2 separate regions of the Homo sapiens genome follow, and region 1 is linked to region 2. A link is a loop called in an ENCODE intact Hi-C map of the cell type or tissue named here. Cell type or tissue: endothelial cell of umbilical vein. All regions are shown on one strand. Each heading gives the region's core, and the rest is flanking DNA. Links, peaks and the distances in the headings are about the cores only.

What was found. Hi-C counts contacts between places; a loop is a spot of excess contacts. Peaks named below come from ENCODE experiments on the same cell type or tissue, not always from the same donor. Only the 100,000 strongest peaks of a DNase experiment are listed, where the experiment ranks them.
Region 1: it touches region 2 in a loop (2.5-fold over the local background); 1 of 110 quality-filtered maps calls a loop at or near these places.

Annotation. Positions count from the first base shown.
Region 1 is chr6:74,252,249-74,257,574 of GRCh38, reverse strand. All of the region lies in intron 1 of LOC101928516 (a long non-coding RNA gene), which reads right to left. Among named protein-coding and RNA genes, the nearest start is that of CD109, 560 kb to the right of the region's middle. In endothelial cell of umbilical vein, for the core only: no CTCF peak of the experiment used is centred there; no DNase peak of the experiment used is centred there.
Region 2 is chr6:74,566,774-74,572,091 of GRCh38, reverse strand. The region is part of intron 2 of LOC101928516 (a long non-coding RNA gene); the gene reads right to left. Among named protein-coding and RNA genes, the nearest start is that of SNORD156, 560 kb to the left of the region's middle. In endothelial cell of umbilical vein, for the core only: no CTCF peak of the experiment used is centred there; a DNase peak (open chromatin) is centred at 3,031; H3K27ac peaks cover 2,211 bases.

The DNA.
Region 1 (5,326 bases), core at 327-5,326, 310 kb after region 2:
GGATAACAAAAGTATGGATGCTTTTGTTTTACTTTATATTTTTCTAGAGTTTTCAGGTTTTCTACAATACATGTAAAATGCAAGTTATTTTAATAAATGAATTTTAATGTTTTAAAACCCTTTAACAATTTAACACAAATTATACTTTCACGTTTCCTTTAAAATGCATTACTTGCTGCATTTAGGATTTTTTCTTGGAAGTTCAGAATTATATATCCTTGGATATATTTTTCCTTGAATAAGTCTAACACCAAAAGAGATTTTAACTCTATTCCAAATCACAATTCATGCCAAGTTGCAGAAGCAGACAAAATGGTAGAAGGAAAGGTCAGGTTCTTTCAGTCTCTTAAACAAGGTGACAAGGTCAGGAAACTTGAGCAAATTTTTTTCTTTTATAAGCTTGGCTTACTAAGCAGGCAGATCAATTCACAGCTTTCATTTCTGTCTTGCCACTTCTCACAGAAAAATATGGGCTGCATAAAGAATCATTGCAAGGGGAAGCCTCTTTGCAGAATCTCCAAGTGTGGACACTTGGATGGCCATCCCCCTTTCTCACCAGGTACAGCCCCGTTTGAAAGTGGTGTTTGGTGTCTAATAGCCCTGAAATGTTTTCTTTCCTCCCTGTGCCCCAGGGTTGGCTAATTATTAATGTGCCAATTATTCTAGAAAACATGTCCTGTCTGCTTGAGAGACAAGATTCAGGTCAAGTGTAAACTTAAAAAAAAATACCTTAAAATGATACTGAGTTAGCCTGAGGAGACATTTTTGGAACGTGAATTATTTATATTTAAACAATAAAAACAACTGCATGACTTTTTGTTTTTGAAGAGAGCACTGAGCTGTGATCTCACACAAAGAACTTCACATTTTTGTCCCTAACACATGATTTATTCTTTTTAAATCAAGATTGTTTACTTTATTAGCAGATCAGAAAGGCTTATTTTGTCTTAAATGTTTCCAGAATGTGATTCTTTCTGAGGATCCCACTGCAGTAATATAAACTTGTACATATGTTTGCTCACAATTATAAGCTTAGAAGAGATCATAATTCCATGACTTCATCACAGTGGCTTTCAGGGCTGGAATAGTAATTACAGCTGTGTTCACTGTACTCATTATGGTCTTCATAAAAAAAATTCTGTACATAAAGTAATAAGCTTCTTCAAATTATTTCAGAAAAAGGGTGGTATATAAATAAATATACTGGAATCTAAATGATTCATATTTATAGTTCAATGTATTATTTTTAGCAATTTGTGACAGCTTCCTTCCTTTAATTTAGCAACTCCAAATAAAAAACAAAATGTTAAAAGATGGCCAGGTAAAAGCAACTTTATGCAATCAAGCACAGCCATGAAGAAATCAGGAAGACTAATTTTTATATTAATTTTAAATAAATAGGAAGGTCAGTAAGAAAATTCCTCGAATTGCTTAATTGTTGGCATTTGTATTATGTATTAGAAACTCCTTCTAAGTCTTTGGATTTATAAAGAGGTTTTTTCAAACTTGAGTACTTCCTCACATGAAAACTCTTACTAAAAATATCAAGAGCCAGTACAATTGAAATATCTATAGATGCTCTCCCTCTCCCTCTCCCTCTCCCCACAGTCTCCCTCTCCTCACGGTCTCCCTCTAATGCCGAGCCGAAGCTGGACTGTACTGCTGCCATCTCGGCTCACTGCAACCTCCCTGCCTGATTCTCCTGCCTCAGCCTGCCAAGTGCCTGCCATTGCAGGCACGTGCCACCACGCCTGACTGGTTTTCATATTTTTTTGGTGGAGACGAGGTTTCGCTGTGTTGGCTGGGCTGGTCTCCAGCTCCTAACCGCGAGTGATCTGCCAGCCTCGGCCTCCCGAGGCGCCGGGATTGCAGACGGAGTCTCGTTCACTCATTGCTCAATGTTGCCCAGGCTGGAGTGCAGTGGCGTGATCTCGGCTAGCTACAACCTCCACCTCCCAGCCGCCTGCGTTAGCCTCCCAAAGTGTCGAGATTGCAGCCTCTGCCCGGCCGCCGCCCCATCTGGGAAGTGAGGAGCGTCTCTGCCTGGCCGCCCATCGTCTGGGATGTGAGGAGACCCTCTGCCCGGCTGCCCAGTCTGGGAAGTGAGGAGCGCCTCTTTCCGGCTGCCATCCCGTCTAGGAAGCGAGGAGCGTCTCTGCCCGGCCGCCCATCGTCTGAGATGTGGGGAGCGCCTCTGCCCTGCCGCCCCGTCTGGGATGTGAGGAGCGCCTCTGCCCGGCCACGACTCCATCTGGGAGGTGAGGAGCATCTCTGCCGGCCACCTCATCTGAGAAGTGAGGAGCCCCTCCGCCCAGCAGCCGCCCAATCTGAGAAGTGAGGAGCCCCTCCGCCCGGCAGCCACCCCGTCTGATAAGTGAGGAGCCCCTCTGCCCGGCAGCCGCCCTGTCTGGGAAGTGAGGAGCGTCTCTGCCCAGCAGCCGCCCCGTCTGGGAGGGAGGTGGGGGGCAGCCCCCGCCCGGCCAGCCGCCCCTGCTGGGAACTGAGGAGCCCCTCTTCCCGGCTGCCACCCCGTCTGGGAGGTGTACCCAGCAGCTCATTGAGAACGGGCCATGATGACGATGGCGGTTTTGTGGAATAGAAAAGGGGGAAATGTGGGGAAAGGATAGAGAAATCAGATTGTTTCTGTGTCTGTGTAGAAAGAAGTAGACATGGGAGACTCCATTTTTGTTCTGTACTAAGAAAGATTCTTCTGCCTTGGGATGCTGTTGATCTATGACCTTGCCCCCAGCCCTATGCTCTCTGAAACATGTGCTGTGTCCACTCAGGGTTAAATGGATTAAGGGCGGTGCAAGATGTGCTTTGTTAAACAGATGCTTGAAGGCAGCATGCTCGTTAAGAGTCATCACCACTCCCTAATCTCAAGTATCCAGGGACACAAACACTGCGGAAGGCCGCAGGGTCCTCTGCCTAGGAAAACCAGAGACCTTTGTTCACTTGTTTATCTGCTGACCTTCCCTCCACTATTGTCCTATGACCCTGCCAAATCCCCCTCTGCCAGAAACACCCAAGAATGATCAACTAAAAAAAAAAAACTCAGCCCAAAATTTGACCAGGTTTCATCACATAAATTAAATAAAAGAAAGAAAACAAAAAAAAAAAAAAAAAGAAAAGAAAAAGGAGAGCTTTACCTCTAGGCAAGAATGCTTCACTCTGATTAATTCCTACCCCCAACCACACCCCTCACCACAAGATAGAATCTTGTCTTTTGTGAGGTCTTAGTCATGTTCCTTTGACCCACTGCAGGCCATAATTCTGCAACTAGAGACATCTCTAATTCTCTCCTTCCACCTTCCCCTAGAGAAATGTCAGGACTGACAGATGGACCCTAGTTTGTGATCTCTATGACCAGAGTGGGTTCTGAGGCAGGACCAACCCTTACGGTTGAGCAGTCTGAGCATCTGACAAAAGGGAATGGTGGGTAGTCTGGTAACCTGCCCCTAACCTGCTCATCAGAGATGGTTTGCTGAACCAGGAGAAAGCTTGGCCCTTTCTAATTATAAAATAAAGCAGAATTTCACTCAAAAAAAAATAAAATAAAATAAATATCTATAGATAAATAAAACCTACCTCTTTTTTCCATATTGCCCCAATGCCATTCTTATGTAATGAAACATTTAATTAATCATGAGTGTCATGATGATCAGTTATTAATAATAGAAAAGAAGTTAGTATATTAAATCCTAATGTTTAATAAATGAGAAAAAGAATAAAGCAGCATATTAATAGAGTAGATACAGAAAGAACAAATGAAGAAATTTTGGTATAATGTTATTTAAAATACACTTTCAAAGGTGCATGTGATATACAGCTATTTCTCAAACTTACTTGCCAGAAGCTCTTCTTCTGTTGTTTATATATATATATATTTATTTTGTCATTTGGCTTCTTGTGGGACTGTATTCTAACAACAGTTCTTTGCTTGGCCAAACTTTAGTCAGGCTTCTGGACTTTCTCCTGGGCCTGTCTGTGCACATCATTCTAAAACCCAGTTTTAGCAAATAATACGGCCAACACAGTTTAGCAAGAATTATTCATCCTTGATATCTGATCACCCTCAGTATCTGATCAAAATTTTTCTCTGCCCACTCCTGTTAGCTGATCACCCTCGCCTGTTTTCAGCAGGAATCCTGTTAGGTTGGTTCTGCCAGAATTTCCCCCAGACTTGGTATCTCTTCTTAAAAATTTTCTGAGCATTTTTTTCATGTGTTTTTTGGCTGCATAAATGTCTTCTTTTGAGAAGTGTCTGTTCATGTCCTTCACCCACTTTTTGATGGGGTTGTTTGTTTTTTTCTTGTAAATTTGTTTGAGTTCATTGTAGATTGTGGATATTAGCCATTTGTCAGATGAGTAGGTTGCGAAAATTTTCTCCCATTTTGTAGGTTGCCTGTTCACTCTGATGGTAGTTTCTTTTGCTGTGCAGAAGCTCTTTAGTTTAATTAGATACATGGATGAAATTGGAAATCATCATTCTCAGTAAACTATCGCAAGGACAAAAAAACCAAACACCGCATATTCTCACTCATAGGTGGGAATTGAACAATGAGAACACATGGACACAGGAAGGGGAATATCACACTCTGGGGACTGTTGTGGGGTGGGGGGAGGGGGGAGGGATAGCATTGGGAAATATACCTAATGCTAGATGATGAGTTAGTGGGTGCAGCGCACCAGCATGGCACTTGTATACATATGTAACTAACCTGCACATTGTGCACATGTACCCTAAAACTTAAAGTATAATAATAATAAATAAATAAATAAATAAATACATAAAAATTTTCTGATCCCTGCTCTTTGGCTATAAATCCCTACTTATCCCTGATGTATTTAGAATGAAGCCCAGTTCTATATGGGGGTCTCTCTTCCCCTATTGCAATAGTCCTGAATAAAATTTCCCTTTACCACTTTAATTTCTGTCTCTGCTTTTTTTTGATAGTCCTAAGAAATGTGTTTGAAAAATATACCAACATTACCTGACAAAATTTATAGGGCAAGTTGGTACATTGTAGCCTGAAATTCTACTCATTCAATAAAATTTAAGGGACTATTATGTGCTCTTCTACAAGTAAGGACTAAGGTGATGTTATAATACACAGGCATTTTCCTTAATGAGTTTCCAATGAAGTGGTCGTTTTAGTTCTTTCAGCAAGAAATTACTATCAGCTCCGTATCTAAAGGGGCTCATGTAGTAAAATAAATTAAACCTGTCTCTGAAGTAAAATGTTAACATAATTCCTCTTCTGTAATTCTTTGTTCTCTTCACATAAGCAACTGTTACTACTCTAGACACAGATAAACTGTTAGA
Region 2 (5,318 bases), core at 1-5,000:
GTTAGATGGTCATATTATTCTTAGGTGGGTTTCTTTTATTGTTTTTCATTTTTGTTTTATCTTAGAGTGGTAATTTAGATTTTCTATAATTTTTTATTGATTCTTGCTTAATACATATTTGTTACAACTTACATTGCATTTAGTCATTTTTCTGAACTTTAAAAAAAGGCATTTGTTTCCCATAGACTACTTTAAAATGCTGAGCAGTCAACTATATCTAAAAATTATCACAATTTATCTCTTTCTGATATTTAGGTCTCATGTCTCTGATGAATGCATTATCGCATTGTCTAGAACTTGGAAAACAGTATTAAGCAATAACATTTGATAGTTGGCCTATTTGTCTTATTCATGACTTTAATGAGAAGTTCCTTAATGTTTTACCATTAAGCATAAAACTGGCTGATAATTGAAAAATAATATTCTTTTGCAGGTTTGAAAAGTATTTTCTTATTTAAATTTTTCTAAGAATTTTGAATCATGACTAAATGCAGAATTTCGTTAAGTATATTTATTTTTGCTTTTGATTTGTATAGTAATGTAGTCTCTCTTTAAACTTTCTGATATATTATTATATTTTCTAATAAAAAACTGAAGCCATGTCTCATTGCTGTGTAACAAACCACTCAAAATATATTAACTTAAAACAGCCACCATTTTATTTTCTCACGATTCAATGAATCTGCAGTGTGGGCTGTGTTCTGCTGTTATGTCTGTCCCACCTCAGCCATTTAGGTGGCCTAAGTAAATTGAAATAATCTGGCAACTTACTAGAGCCTTATGGTGATTAATATTAGGTGTCAACTTGATTGAAGGATGTCTAGGTAGCTGGTAAAGTATTGCTTCTGGGTGTGTCTGTGAGGGTGTTGTCAGAGGAGGTTAACATTTGAGTTAGTGGACTGGGATAGGAAGACCCATTCTCAATGTGCGTGGAGACCATCCCATCGGCTGCCAGTATGGCTAGAACAAAGCAGTCGGAAGAAGGTGGGATAAGCTGGATTGCTGAGTCTTCTGGCTTTCATCTTCCTCCCATGCTGAATGTTTCCATCTGTTCCTCTTGCCCTTGAATATCACACTCCAGGTTCTTTTATTTGGCCTTTGGACTCTTGGACTTAAACCAGTGGTTTGCTGGGGGTTCTCAGGCCTTCAGCCACAAACCAAAGGCAGTATGGTAGGCTTCCCTGCTTTTGAGGCTTTTGGACTCGGACTGAGCCACTACTGGCTTCTCTCTTCCCCAGCTTCCCGAAGGCCTATAGTGGGACTTCACCTTGGGAATGTGTAAGCCAATTGTCCCTAATAAACTCCCTTTCATATATACATATATCCTATTAATTCTGTCCCTCTGGAGAACCCTGACTAACACAAGGCTGGATGGATTAAAATGTTTTCACTCACATGGCTGGTCATTGGTGCTGGCTGTCAACTGGCCTGCTTCATTCCTGTCCTCCTCCAAATCATTTTGTAAAACAAATAAACATGTATTTTTCCTGCTTAAAACCTTTCACTAGACCTTTTTCTTAGGATTTAAAGTTTATTCTCTTTAGCAAGATTTATAAAATCCTTCATGATCTGGCCTCTGCCTCTCTCCTGCTCATTGTAGACTAGAAGACTAATTATAGTATTTGAAAAAAGATGAGGTAGTGTCAGTAGGACCAGGAAATGGAAGAAACAGCACTGTATGGTTTGCAAAAGTCCCCTGCCCCAAAATGGTGATGTAATTTACCATCCCAACCAGGACACTTTTGAAAATAAAAAGGGCTTCCTTAATAATTATGCCAGGATAACAGACATGAACCAGTACTGCTCTGACACAGCAGGGTCTGACCCCACCCCTCCCCACACTTACCCATATCTTTACCTTCACACCTATACTCTACCTAACAATGTACAATCATAGCTCTAGAACTTACCCTACTGCATCATGTCACTAATGCTTTCGTATAAATGTTCCCTCTACTTGGAATGTCTTTTATCAACTACAGTCTCCATCAAGTTTCCTCTCAGAAACCTACCTTGAATCCTTATACTGAGCTAACCATCTTTTCTTTTAAACACTATCTCTCTTCCAATATTATACATAATTAACACATAGAATTGGAATCCGGATATTTGTTTTCTATATCCTTTTATGAGGAACTGAGAATTTCTTTCTATAACCCTTTTTTTTTTGGTTAGAGGGAATGTAGCAGATACAACTTTTAGGTTTAAAGAAAAATGAGACTTCCTTTTTTTATTCTTCGGATGTGACAAGCTGCTGAGTGTGCTAAGTAAGGGAACCAAAGCTAATGAACCATTTGCTGCCCAGATAAAGAGTAGTTATGTTCTGGGATATTAAAAAAATGCAAAAATCCAAAAATCATTAGTATGTGGTTTTATAGTATATGTTATTTTTAAAGCAGAAGATTTATCTTTTAATTATTTTGTCATTAGGCTCAAATGAAGAACAGTCTGCAATGACTGAACACATGTCAGCTAATATGGGAAACAGAGTTTGGCCTGGGACTGTGCAGGGAGAAAACACAACAGGAAACTAAAAATTATCTCAGTTAATTCACAAAATAAAATTTGTCCATTTTGAAGATAAAGTGCCATTATTTCATTCTGCAACTTCAGTCTTTTATTCCAATACCAGAATGCAGATTATCATATTTGAAGATTTATATATTCAATAGCTCAATATAGACAATTGACCAGATGACAGTTTCATGGCATAATACGCATTACCAGCTACTAATTGAAAATTAACTCATGGCAAATTCTTATCAGATGTCTGGAAGGAAACTGATTAAGTTTCCTTTAAAGCATCCTTGAGATCAAGCTTCTGGCATGAAAATGAAAAATAAGTTGAAGAATATTAATAAATGTTAATAAAACCTGAAAAAGTATTGGAGTATAGAAAAATTACATAGGAAAACTTTTGCTCTGGAAAACAGCTTGAAATGCTTGTCCTTTAAAACTCCATAGACAGTTTCCATATTCACGTCTATATTTGTCATGCCAGAAAAGGATGAAAGGGAGGAAGGAAAGGAATGTCAGCGTCTGGAGAGGAACGGGAAAGCTTATGTGCTTCAGGGATTCAGGCTTTACATCATACATATTTGAGATGTTAACTCACACTAAAGATAGATCAAGTCTTCGCCTTAATTACATATATACGCTATTGCGGGAAAACTTGCAGAATTAAACTTAACTTAGGTTTTTTTTTTTCCCAGTATTATTTCTTCAGGATATTTGACAAATCCACAACTGATGTAAAATTTCAGTTGGAAATATTTCTAAAAGAAATGCCACATTTTCCATCTATTCACTGATTTCTAGCTACTTCGATTTGTGCCCTAATTTCTTAATAATAGCTCAAACAACCAAGAGAGTAATACTTTACAGTGAAAATAATGATTTGGGAATCAAAAATTACTGAACAGCAGAACAGACTTTCGTGTTTACTTGAGGACTTTTTATGAAACAATGATTTTCAAATTAAGTTCTTATCTCCTCTATTATCTGATTCTAATGGGAGAATTGCAGTTGGGAAAGTGGTCTCCTTCTTATGACTAACCTCAGTCCTTCACTGCAGCATACTGCAATCATCAAGGCTCATAAAATCTTTTTTGCAGGGCTGTAAGGAGGTAAATTACAATATCTTCATTGGGGTCTATTTGTCTAAAAGCAGAAGCTGGACTGACTGAACTCATACAATCACAGACTCCAATTAAATTAGTTTATTGAATTGTTATGGTGAACAATCAAATAGCATAAGACTTCCACCCTTTTTCAATATCACCATAAAATCAAGGCTACAAAGAACATTTCAGATTGTGTAAATAAAAATATTATATTTTAAAAGTTAATAGCATGATAAAGCATAAAACCTAGCAAGTACTATTGAGGCAGGATGGGTATTCAAGAAAGTGATTACTACAGTATACCACATTGGCATACTGATAATGTCCTCGGGATGCAGCAACCACGGTGAATGCATGATGACTGCATATTGTCAACCCAGCAAGCCCCAGCATTTGCATCGTATTTCAACTCATTCAAGCAAAGGGAAATACCCTTGTAGAGAGCATGCACATTTTGATTTTACCTGTCCTTAAAGTGACCTTTTACTCATTATTACTATTATAAATAGTAAAAATCACACCGTGGTTGAGATTTAAGATGCTAATGATACGTGACATATAAACAAGCATGTACAACCACTGTGTATGTGCACCAAGAGGACCACCCAGAACATACTTACCAGTAACACCTCTTCCCACCTCCTTATGAATAATTATGTAAGATTCCCATAAATGGAGTGTTCCTAGTTCTAGTCTTTGCGTCTCATTCCTGTAAGCTGCCTGCCCTGAATCCCTTCTCGCTCAGGGTGTACTGGGTATTCTGCATCTAACTTTTAAAATAGTCTTTCTCCTTTGCAATAAATTATGCTGCATCTTCACAAAAGAAAACCTAGCTCGTAATGTCAAGGAATCAAATATGGCATAAACCAACACCGAATTCCTTTTCCTCCTGGACACATAGTTAGGCTGTATTCCCCACTCTCCTTACAGTTATGGTAGCCACATAACTGATTCTTGATCAAGGAAATGTGAGCCACAGAGATGTGCACCACTCCCAAACCCAGGCTACACAAGCCTCTCATGCATAATTTTCTCACTCTTTCCCTACTCTAATATTTAAAGAAGGATGAACTCACAAAGTGGAAGGAGTCTGGGTTTTTGAATGACCACATAGAAGGCGATTCACACGCTGGCTCCAGAAATACCCACACTGGCTCTTGTGTGAGTGATAAATAACACTTATTGTGTTAAGCCACTGAAATTTTTGAGTTTGTTTATTACAACAGTTAGCATTACTTACCATACTAATACAGTAGGGCAGTTCCTTGATTAGAGACAAAAAACATATTCAATTTTCAAGGAAAACCAAATTTGATTATTCTTAATTATTCTTAATTTTGTAGGTAAAAATGAGTACTCCTATCAAAAAATGTGTGAACAACATAAAAAAATGCCAAAATGAAAACTATACATCCAATACTTACAGCAAGCAAGTTTTTGTCAAAGCTTGAAGACAGTAACAGTTCAAACATTATTTGGTCACGATGACTTACTGAAAATCTAATGTAATATGGTCCAAAAGTATAAACTTTTATTTGGTCATCTTTATGAAAAAAACAGGATTTAAACAAGTAAAGGAGAGGATGAGGGCCATCAATTTTCAAACATTTTTCATTTTAATTCACACCAGATAATAGTGACATGTACTAGGTGCAACTTCATCTTTTCCTCTATCAAGAAAGATAATGAGATGCA